Regions from separate parts of the Homo sapiens genome. Here region 2 is linked to region 1. Evidence: chromatin contacts called from ENCODE Hi-C or POLR2A ChIA-PET data. All regions are on one chromosome and are shown on one strand. The core of a region is the stretch at or near the end of the contact, and the rest is flanking DNA. Distances in the headings are between cores, read along the strand shown. Region 1 overlaps WHRN (whirlin). Region 2 holds the start of TEX53 (testis expressed 53).

Region 1 (5,309 bases), core at 1,760-4,259:
GTTTGGGTCACAGGGGTGGACCCTTCATGAAGGGCTTGGTGCCCTCCCAGAGGTAATGAGTGAGTTCTTGCTCTATTAGTTCATGTGAGAGCTGGTTGTTTAAAAGAGCCTGGGACCTCTCTTACTCCTTCTCTCACCTTGTGACACACCTGCTCCCTTTTCACCATCTGCCATGAGTAAAAGCTTCCTGAGGCCTCACCAGAAGCAGATGCCAGCACCACGCTGTTTGTACAGCCTGCAGGACCATGAGCCAAGATAAACCTCTTTTCTTTATAAATTACCCAGCCTCAGGTATTCCTTTATAGCAATGCAAAACAAACACAGTAACCACACCCCTTCCTCCATGAAGAAACAGGAAGCAGGTGTGGAGAGTCTGTCAGGCTTGCTCTCGCCTCCCAGCAGAAGCATCAGGATGGAATCAGCAGACAAAGCCAAACTGCCTGATGGCAACGGGGCTCTATGCTGGGGGCCCAGAGCTCTGGGCCCTTCTCTCAGCCAGTCCTTTCCTTCCTTCTGGCCCTCAGCATCCCCATGTGTGAAATGGAGGGTTGGCAGCTGAGATCTGTGAGTGTAGACTGATTCCCGCCATCTGCCCTCCATCAGGGAGGAGCTGAAGATGGCACCTAATGTCCAGAGAGCACCTGTGATGAGCAAACCTCACTGTGGGCCAGGCTGCTACCCAGCCTCTTTTAGCCCAAAGGCAAGCATCTCTGAGAGACAGGGTCTGATTGCTCAATGCACAACCTAGGTGAGTGGGAAAACCACTCACACTTCTCAAACAAAAATGCCTGCTCTGTGCTGTGTTCAGGCCAGGATGCAAAGGAGATAGTGCTCAAGATAGGAGCTTTGGAGTCAAAGACACCTGGCTCAGGGCCTGCCTTCTCCACAGTCACTTCTTCAAGACAAGAACAATTTCCCGGATACTTACTGTGTGCCAGGTGCTGTCCTTGTTAGCCCTATAACCCTGAATTTGCGTGATGGAAACTCAGGCTGACGCCCCTTGGCAGCCGGCCAGCCAGCTCTCCCCACTTCTGCCCGGTTCTCTGCCGTCAGCATGTTGGTGACACCTGCCCGATGTTTCTGCACACTCTGCTTTTTAGATTTGGAACCCGGAGGATTCTTCTGGCCATTCAGGATGTGTTTAAGTAAAAGCATGGTGAAAATGGCAGAAGATACAGCAGCATGAGGGTAGTGGTGATAACAGGAAACAGTAATGATACATTTTTTAATTTTAATTTTTATTCTTTACCTTTCCTATGTTGCTGAGGAAATAGTAGTAACAGAAATAAGTCATTAGGGTGAGCAGTCTTCTAGTTATTTCTAACATGCAGGAATAACAACAGCAATTGCCAGCATTTTGGGAGTCCGCCCTCTGTCCCACCATGGTGCTTAGTGAGTACTGTGCCTACAGTGAATCATTTAATGCTCCCAGCATCCCTGCAAGGAGGCTCTGGTATTATCCCTATTTTACAGATGGGCAGCTGAAGCCCAGAGAGGTTAAGTAACTTGCCCAAGGTCACACAGTTAATAGGAAGAAGAGCTGGGATTCAAACCCAGGTGGGTCTAGCACTTAGTCACAGAAGTCCCATTCTCATCTCTTCCCTCTCCTCATACCTTCTCTGGTGAACCCCAGAGGTTCTTACAGAACTTAGATGGGTCCTCTCTTTGTGAAGTGGTTCTCAGGCAGACTGGGGGAGGGACACAGGGCAGGGCCTTCCCCTGTAGGCAGCTTGAATTTACTGCTTTGTGAAAATTAGGGAGGAGCGAATGGTCTTCACTTGGGGTTTTCCTGTGTGTGTGGTGTGTGCGTTCATGCGCACACACCCCCACAGTGATATTTCTGATGTCTCCATAATAACAATGCCATAAAAGCAACTATTTATTGATGATTTGCTGCAGGCCCAGCCCTGTCCAGGTGATTCCTTGAAATCATCTTGCTCCGTCCTCTTGGCAGCCCCAGGAGGATCTCCTGAGTTTCATCATGCCTATTTCACTGATAAAGAACCCGAGACTCAATGAGATTAAGCAGCTTGCCCCAAAACATATTTTTAGTTGGCAGAGAAGCTGTGATTCAAAGGCAGGCCTCCCTAAGGCCACATGCCTTACCTCTGTGCTGATGCCAACAGGGACAGCTGAGCACAAAGTCACAGTGCCTCAGACTGGCAAAGGACTTTCTATTTTACCTTGGATGGGCTTTGCCCACGTTTTTCTGACCCCAAATCCAGTGCTTTTTCCATTCCCAAGGGCAGCAAGTCACCGATCTCTTGCATGCCAATGCCATTTCATTAGTGCGCCTGTACACATGTTTGTACCTGTGTGGTTGCAGCCGGGCTCTGCAAGAAGGGATAGTTAGCTAATGCTAAGAGTCACTTAGCGCTGTGTCTGCCATGGGGCAGAAAAGGGGGACCCGTGGCCCAGATGATTCAATGTCTGTCATTCCCACATGAGAGCATGGGCCTAGCTCAACTTTTAAAATTATTTAATTGAGAATGTATGACTAAAGCTGTATCTCAGCAGAAAGTATTTTTTTGCGGGGGGGGAAACTAATAATAATAACAATAGCAGCTACTTCTGACACCTACTGTGTGCCGGGGCGGTGATGACATTCCCTGGTGGTGTTGCATGGTGTGTAAAACCTGTCTTGTCACTTTATCACCCTGAGACTCGGTTTCCTCATTTGTAAAGCTGGGGTAATAATACCTCTTGGGACATGGTGAAGATGTAGCCAGAGAATCTCTAGCAAGCACTTGATGCAGATAAAAGTATTTTTTTAATTAGCTTTAAAAATTATTCCTGATTTTCAGTATAACCTTGTAAGGTAACCGCATGAGTCTTGCTTGAGGCTCAGAAGGTGGAAGTGATTTGCCCATGGCCACTTACCAGGAAGGGGCTGGCCAAGGTTGCAGGCTTGGCTCTGTCCTCTAACACCCAGCCAGGGCAGTTTCACAGTGGGGCCTTCCTCCCAGGCTAGGGGACAGTCTTGTATTGTCCCTCTGGGATGGAATAAACTCGAGGCTAATCCTGCCTGTCCCTCTTTGGCACTCCAGCCCTGGCCCCACACTGCCCCTGCTTTCGAGGACTTGTGGCAGAGCAGCAACCTCTCCAGCACCTGGTTGCTTTGGGGCTTCAAAAATCCCCAGGCTTTTTCAGCAGAAGGTAGGATGACAATTTCCTTGTCCTTGCTGAGGTCCAGCTCAGATAACTGGGCTTTGCCTCCCCACCAGCCCCTTTTGCTGGAGTGGGTTTTTTCTAATGAGCCATGCCCTCGGGAGTGCCTATCCCTGAGGTGCAGTAGCCACCTCTCACTCCTGGGCGGGTCCACAAGTCCTAAGCCTCAGAGTTGGCTCTTGCTTCCTTCGTAGAGACTATAGAGGAGCAGTGCTTCCCAAGCTCCTGTAGATTCCAGTTTTTGATAATAATGATAATAATAGTACCACCTATATCCTAGGTACTATATTGTCAAGACAACATGAGCTAATGCATATAAAATCCCTAGCCCAGTGCCTGGCACATGATAAGCAACCAAAAAGAAATGGTAGCTGTAATTGTCTAAGCGATTGGCTTGTGGCAAGACTGATCTGCAGTTACATCTGCGATGCTCAGATAGCTGATGAATTGACATTGATGATGAACGTCTTTCCCAAGGAGCCGGAAGGTGATTTATTTCCCAAGAACCTGCCACAGGCTGAGTGATTGCTGTAGCCTCTGCTCCCCACCCGCCCCCAGCTGTGCCACCTTCTCAGTCCTTCCTTATGATACTCTCTTAGTTGGATTTTTGAAATGGCCTCTCTGAATGAGTGTTTAATCAATTGCAGAAATTCGAGATGCTTAGTCCTCTGGCCTGGTCTTTACAGCGGCCCTTGGTAGGGTGGTAATTGCGCCAAGGCAGGCTGCTGCCAAAAAGACTTAATTTCTCTGGGCACGCCCATTAGAGCAGAGCTCACTTGCAGCTTGGCCACAGGAAAAGGTGAGATCATTTGTTCGTGTGCTCAGGGTCCCTGTGAACCATTCTGTCCACCAGAGAGAGGCTACTAGCTGGGGATGTCTGTGGGCTTTCCTTCTCATCTCATTCCCAAGTGGCTGAACAAAGGTCCTGGAATAGGGTAGGGGCATGAAGAGCTGACTGGCCCCGGAAATGTCATTGGTTGCCCTTCTGGCTTTACATGTGGTCATGCCAAATTAAATGCCTGCTTGTGGGTACATATGGTTTACTGAATCTGAGGTCAGCACGGTCCCCTCTTTCATAAGGGAAATGATTACCAGTGAGCATTTCTTCAGCCTCTGCTGTGGGATAGAAACATGAAGGGCTTTGGGAGAGGTAGGTAACTATATGGGGCAGTGCTTTGGGCACTTGACCATGCATACAGATTCCCAAGGGACCTTTTCCAGTGCCAGTTATGATTCAGCAAATGTGGTTCTTGTGGCCGCATAACCACCACAGGACTTAGGGATGTATAGTAACCACAAGTTATGCTCCCAGGTACTGTGGGTGAGGAAGTGACAAGGCACAGCAGGGGTGATGTGTCTCTGCTCCATGATGTCTGCAGCCGCAGCTGGAACACTCAACATCTGGGTGCTGGAATCATCTGGAAGCCTGTTTCCTCCTGTGCCTGGAAGTTGATGTTGGCTATGGGCTGGAGGCCCTAGTGCTTCCTGCATGGACCTCTCCCTGTCATCTTTCCACAGTGCTAGTTTGGGCTGCCTCTAAGAATGGTGGCTTAGGGGGGCTTTCCAGGGGATAGGTGCTGGGAGAGAGGTGAGTGGAGGCTGTATTCTTTTGATGGCCCAGTTTCAGAAGGCACAGAGTATCCCTCAGCTGGGCTTTCTTGTTTAAAGCTGTCACAAGTCCAGGCAGTTTCAAGGGGGAGAGGGGACTAGGCCCTTCTTTCTATGTGAGTGTCCTAGGGCTGCTATACCAAATGACCACACACTGGGTGGCTTAAAACAACAGAAATGTATTCAGTTATGGGGGCCAGAAGTCCAAAATCAAGGTGACAGCAGGATCACACTCATCCCTCCAACCGCTCTTCCAGTTTTTGCTGGTTCCTGGTGGTCTTCGGCTCGTGGCAGTGTCACTCTAGTCTCTGCCCCTGTCTTCGTGTGTTCTTCCCTGCATGTTTCTTTGTGGCTCAAATCTCCCTGTCCGTTCTCTTATACGGGCAGAAGTCACTGAATTTAGAATCCTCCCTAAATCCAAGATGATCTCTTTTTGAGATCCTTAACTTAATGACACCTGCAAAGACCCCATTTCCAAATTAGGTCACATTCACAGGTACTGGGGGCTAGAACTTGGACATATTTTTGGGGGA
Region 2 (5,363 bases), core at 1,777-4,276, 210 kb before region 1:
CTGTCTTCAAGTGTGATGAGGAGAGGACATGGAGGGGCAGGTTTCAGCTTGTGCAGAGGCACAGGGATGGAACAGTAAGAAAAAGTCTGGAGCACAGCCAGCAGCTCCTATGGCCGAAGAGTAGTGACTGAGTTGGAATGAACGGAGCTGGCAAAGTCGACAGGGGCAGATCCTCAGACAAGTTCGAGCAGCAGAACAGGGGAGCCACTGAGGGGTTAAGGCAGAGGAGGAGTGACCTAACAGGATTTGCACCAGGGGCAGATCTTCTGGTTGCAGATGAGCCACCAGAGAGGCTAGTGGGAAAGCAGTGGTCAGGATCCAAAGGCAGGAGGCGCTAGTGGTGAGGGCAATGGCAACGGAGGGTGGCTGACAATGGAGATATTTATGGGATAGATTCAAAAGGCCTTGATGAATGTGAGCGGAGGGGAGGTAAGGGGTGCCCCATTTCTAGCTGCAGACACAAAATGAATAGTGGTACCTGTCCCCAAAATAGGAAACATGAGAGGAGGAAAAGCAAGTTTGGGATGGAGAGGGTGGAGAAGAGAGGTGGTCCCATCAGAAGGCAGCCAAAAGCAACCCTATAAGTCATCCATAAAGCCATCCATCAGCTTGGCAGGTGGATGAGGCAGGTGGTGTCTTACTTGTTGTGACATTCCTTGCTGCTCCCCGGTGACAGCACCTGCTTGGACCCTAGACCAAAGTGAGATACATACAGGTTCATCCAACCATGCCATAAATGCTGTTAACCACCTGTCCTACACCCTGCACTGGGGACCCAGCAGTGAACACAGGAGACTCCCTGCCTTCCTGGGTTTACTAATGGGAAAGTGAGTACGTGCTCATAAATAAATTCTAGGCTACTTCTGAACATGACAAGGGCTGCAGAGAAGCATGAGGTGGGGAAGGGAAATAGAGAGTGCTGGGAGCAGGGAGGAGGCTTAAACAGAGGGAATAAACAGAGAGAATTAAATAGAGTAAATAGGCCAGAGAAGGCCTCACTAGAAAAAGTGTTCATGGCCAGGCATGGTGGCTCACGCCTGTAATCCTTGCAACTTGGGAGGCCGAGGCAGGCAGATTTCCTGAGGTCAGGAGTTTGAGACCAGCCTGGCCAACATGGTGAAACCCCGTCTCTACTAAAAACACAAAAATTAGCCGGGCATGGTGGTGCGCACCTGTAATCCCAGCTACTCAGGAGGCTAAGGAATAAGAATCGCCTGAACCCCAAAGGCAGAGGTTAGTGAGCTGAGATCGCCCCACTGCCCTCCAGCCTGGGCAATAGAGTGATACTCCATTCAAAAAAAAAAAAAAAAAGATGAAGTGTTCTTTAAGCAAAGGCTTGAAACAAGTGAGAGAATGAGTCTTGTGGATTTCTAGGGGAAGAGCGTTCCAGCAGAAATGCAAACAGTGGTGTGTTTGGTGTGGCGGGAAAGGGGTGAAGGGTAAAGTAGCAGGAGACAGTGAGGGACAAGTGGATAAATGGTTAGATTATGAGTTTTTTCAAGACAGGCCCAGGGAAAGACTTTTCTTTTATTCAACATGATACTGGAAGCCACTGGGAGGTCTGGGCAGAGGTGTGACATGATCTAATGTCTGTAGGAGGAGGATTCATCTGTGTTGGTGCTTAATGCTGATGCTTAGGAGCCGTTGCAATAATCCAAGTAGGAGATGCTGGTGACTGAGGCTGGAGAGGAGCACTGGACGGGTGGGAACTCACTACCCAAGGATGAGGCCATGGAGTGAACCCAGTGTGCTGTGATCGACACACGACCACCGATGATGGAAATTTCCAGAGTGGGGCTTTGGCCACAGAGAAAGGGGAGCAACAGCAGATGGCCAGAGCCTGGAAAAGAGAAAGGAGGTTGGGAATAACATAGACTTACAACCTTCGGTCATCAGAGCTGGGAGAATCCTTGGAAAGATAGATGACGCAGCCCACTGACTTCCTGTTGCAGATGCGGGGGGCCTCAGTATGGGCTAGCCCAAAGCCACACAGCAAGTTAGTGGCAGTGCCAGGACTGGGACCAGCAAAGCTGGGCTTCATCATCATGCTCCTGTGGGACCTGGGCCCAGCTGGAATAATGGAGCCAACAAACCATATGGGAAGACAATGAGCACAGAAAGTACTTTGGGGTACCTCCCATCAGAGCGGCCAGTTTACAGACAATTAAACACTCATTACTCCAAGGTGGTATTACTGTTCCCATTTTCCAGATAAGAAAGGGAGGCCAGTGGCTGGGCAAAGTGACTCATGCCTGTAATTCCAGCACTTTGGGAGGCTGAGGCAGAAGGATCTCTTGAGGCGAAGAGTTTAAGACCAGCCTGGGCAGAATAGCAAGATCCGGTCTCTACAAAAAGTTTAAAAAAAAAAAAATTAGCCAGATACGGTGTCACACACCTGTAGTCCCAGCTACTCAGGAAGCTGAGGCAAGAGGATCACTTGAGCCTAGGAGTTCGAGGCTGCAGTGAGCTATGATTTTGCCACTTCACTCCTGCCTGGGCTACAAAGCAAGACCCTGTCTCAAAAAATAAATAAATAAAATAAAATAAAGTGAGGCACAAAGAGATTACAGAACCAACCCAAGAGCACACATACACCTAGAGAGAAGGCAAATCTGACCCTTAAACACAAGCTTGTCTGTGTGGGCTGCCGCATCTCCTGGGGTTCTGCTGCCATAGGACCTGGCAAAGCAGAGATTCACGTTTTCCAGCTACAGTCTTAAGTTCATCTAGAAAACAACCCTGCCCAGAGAACTGTGCTGGACCTCCAACATCTGTGGTTCAAGAAGGCAACGCTACAGGGAAAGACTGGCAGAGTGGAGGCTCCATGTCCTTTCCACAGGTAGGAGAAATGTGCACAGTTGAGGAAAGACTGACCCTCAGAGTGGTGGGCCCAGGCAGGTGGGCCTGGAACTGCTGGCCACAGGGAGCTACAGCAGGTCAGAGAGAGGGGAAGGGCCCACTATGACCCAGCGCTTAAATAACAATGGGTTTCTGGGATTGGAGCTGCAGAGCCAGGAGCCCCAGTGCCCTTTCCTCCTCCCACCGCGCACCAAAACATGGGGTCCAAGATCTTCTGTTGTTGCCGCAAGACCAGCGAGGGGTCTTCCACCACTGTTGGCTTCCACAATCCAAGAATGTTCGAACAGCATCATCCACGGTCCTTCAGTAGGTTCCAGACGTGGGTGTGTGATAGTGTCAGGAACACCTGAATGATTCTCTGCGCCTCGGCCTCCCCGGCCACCTCCTGCTGGGACATAGTCAGACTTCTTTCAGCCTTCTGGGAGTGTGGAAAGGGCGTAGTTACTCAAGCCTGGAACAACACAGTCTAAAGACTCTATCAGTTATTAGAGATTAGTTATTAGGTGGTAGATATTCGTTGAAATCACTGGCTTTAGTCCTCCATGGCCATTTGTTGATTTATTTAATTTCTCACTGAGTTTGTGGTACTTTATTAGATGGTAGTTTAAACTCTGCCTCTGCTGCTTACTGAGTTTGGGCATGTCGCCGACCCTCCCTCTCTAAGCCTCAGCATCCTTCTCTCCAAAATGAGGATAACGATAATATATTGCCCACTGTGCAGGCTGTTAGGAGGATGAAGGCAGGCACCGTGTGTAAGTGAATGCATATGGCCCCACACAAAGAAGACATTCAACAAGGCCGGGCACGGTGGCTCACGCCTGTAATCCCAGCACTTTGGGAGACTGAGGCGGGCAGATCACGAGGTCAGGAGATCGAGACCATCCTGGCTAACACGGTGAAACCCCGTCTCTACTAAAAATACAAAAAATTAGCGGGGCATGGTGGTGGGCGCCTGTAGTCCCAGCTACTCAGGAGGCTGAGGCAGGAGAATGGAGTGAACCGAGGAGGCGGAGCTTGCAGTGAGCCGAGATCGCGCCACTGCACTCCAGCCTGAGCGACAGAGCGAGACTCCACCTCAAAACAAAAAAAAAGACATTCAACAAATGATATCTGTGGATGTGTATAAGGATCAGCTGGGCCACGCTGAGGTAATGAGTAAACTCTAAAATCTCCATTGCTTCACCCAGCTCGAGATCATTCTTAGCTCATACAAGCAAACTTTTATTTTTAAAGAGATTAATGATTTGAGGAGTCTCTGAGTGGAGTATGGCCAAGATAGGTTATACGCGCATCACTCAAAGCCTTTACCCAGGATAAGTTTATTCCTCTGTTCTTTCAGATCTGAACACAAATTCTCTCCACAGTGCTGTACCAAAAAGACATCCACGCCTCCCCTATGACAACCGCATGATGCTCAAGGCGTGCATCCTTAGGAGGCCATGAGCATTCTAGCCGGCGGCACCCACGTGGTCCCTGCGGCTGCACAGCTGCTGGGCTTCCATGAGGAAGAGGGCAGTGGACAAGAGTCATGAAGACTGATTCAGAAACTCCCCTGCAGGAGGAGAAGACGTCTGAGCCATCCCTGTGCCACCACCAAGAGTCACTCCAGCTTCTGAAAAAGCCACCGTGGGGGGGAGCCGCCTCCAATTAAAGTCCTTGGTCACATCAGAGGAAGTGTCTCTCCTCCTTCCCCCTTTGCCAGCCCTACCTCTGAGATTCCCAAAAACATGGAGCAATTAGACCCTGGCACCTCTTGGAAAGAAATGTGGTTTTGTCATTTTAACGCATTAACACATTTGTTTCAGTCACTCCTAACCAACCTAACAGGGAAGTGCTATATTAGGAGAGGCCAGTTTGTATAACAGGCCACTGTCATAAACGTCCAGAGCTTCAGGGCACAATTCTGCTTGCCTACTGTGCGACTCCATTTGACGCTCAGGGCCATAGGGAACAGCAGGGCATGTTGTGAAAAACTCTACAAACAGCAGCCCTAGAGTTATGCAATGCGTAGCCAGTGCTGATACGCAGCACCGCTTGTGCTGAAACACGGAGTATGCAACTGTGAGTAATATGCAGAAGACCCCACATGGTTTCCACATTAGCCAGGGAGCCAGGCATGGAAGTGTATCACTCTGACATAATAGGGCAAAAACTTGGAAAGCAAAATGACAAAGGAGCATTTTGCAACTGACTCGGGGATTAATGGAAGGCTTCCTGGAGGCGATGGTGCTTGAAGGGAAGTTAGCTAAAAGGAGAAGGGATGATATTCCAGAAGGAGGGAATACAATCAGCAAAGTTGGAAAATAGGGGCACGACCTGGGAGGGCATGAGGGTAGCAAAGTACCAAGTCTAGAATGACTCAAGTGAAAACCTGAGCCAGGGTTTGGTGGGAGGTGAAGTGGGCAGAGCATCAAGAGCTTTGTATCCAGGGAAAAGGAGCTGAACTCTATCTTGAAAATAATGGGAAGCCACAGGTGAGTTTTAAGCAACAAAGTGACACAGCC

What was found. Hi-C counts contacts between places; a loop is a spot of excess contacts on that map. ChIA-PET counts read pairs that join two places held with the same protein, here RNA polymerase II (POLR2A). Pooled maps may share reads with other maps.
Region 2: a loop to region 1 is called in a map of ectodermal cell, with 2.6 times the contacts of the local background. The contact joins the promoter of TEX53 here to the enhancer-like site in region 1. A Hi-C loop is called at or near these places in 55 of 168 maps with a recorded cell type or tissue (A673, B cell, CD14-positive monocyte and 35 more), 33 of 37 single-sample maps with no recorded cell type and 35 of 50 pooled maps. POLR2A ChIA-PET finds 5 or more read pairs at or near these places in 6 of 52 experiments (CD4-positive, alpha-beta T cell, MCF 10A, PC-9 and 3 more).

What each region holds. Positions count from the first base shown.
Region 1 is chr9:114,448,058-114,453,366 of GRCh38, reverse strand. All of the region lies in intron 3 of WHRN (whirlin), which reads left to right. Among named protein-coding and RNA genes, the nearest start is that of WHRN, 55 kb to the left of the region's middle. Within about 2 kb of position 3,009, at least 4 of the 41 ENCODE cell types and tissues checked have a DNase peak (open chromatin) inside an H3K27ac peak, as active enhancers do; they include B cell, adrenal gland, spleen and 1 more, where a contact is called at or near this core.
Region 2 is chr9:114,655,468-114,660,830 of GRCh38, reverse strand. It overlaps TEX53 (testis expressed 53), which reads left to right and starts at 3,026. Exons shown (of 2, transcript NM_001354645.2): 1 at 3,026-3,165; 2 at 4,199-4,527. The coding sequence starts at 3,057. The coding sequence ends at 4,302. LOC107987121 (a long non-coding RNA gene) reads right to left here and starts at 2,915. Exons shown (of 2, transcript XR_007061744.1): 1 at 2,763-2,915; 2 at 1-1,840.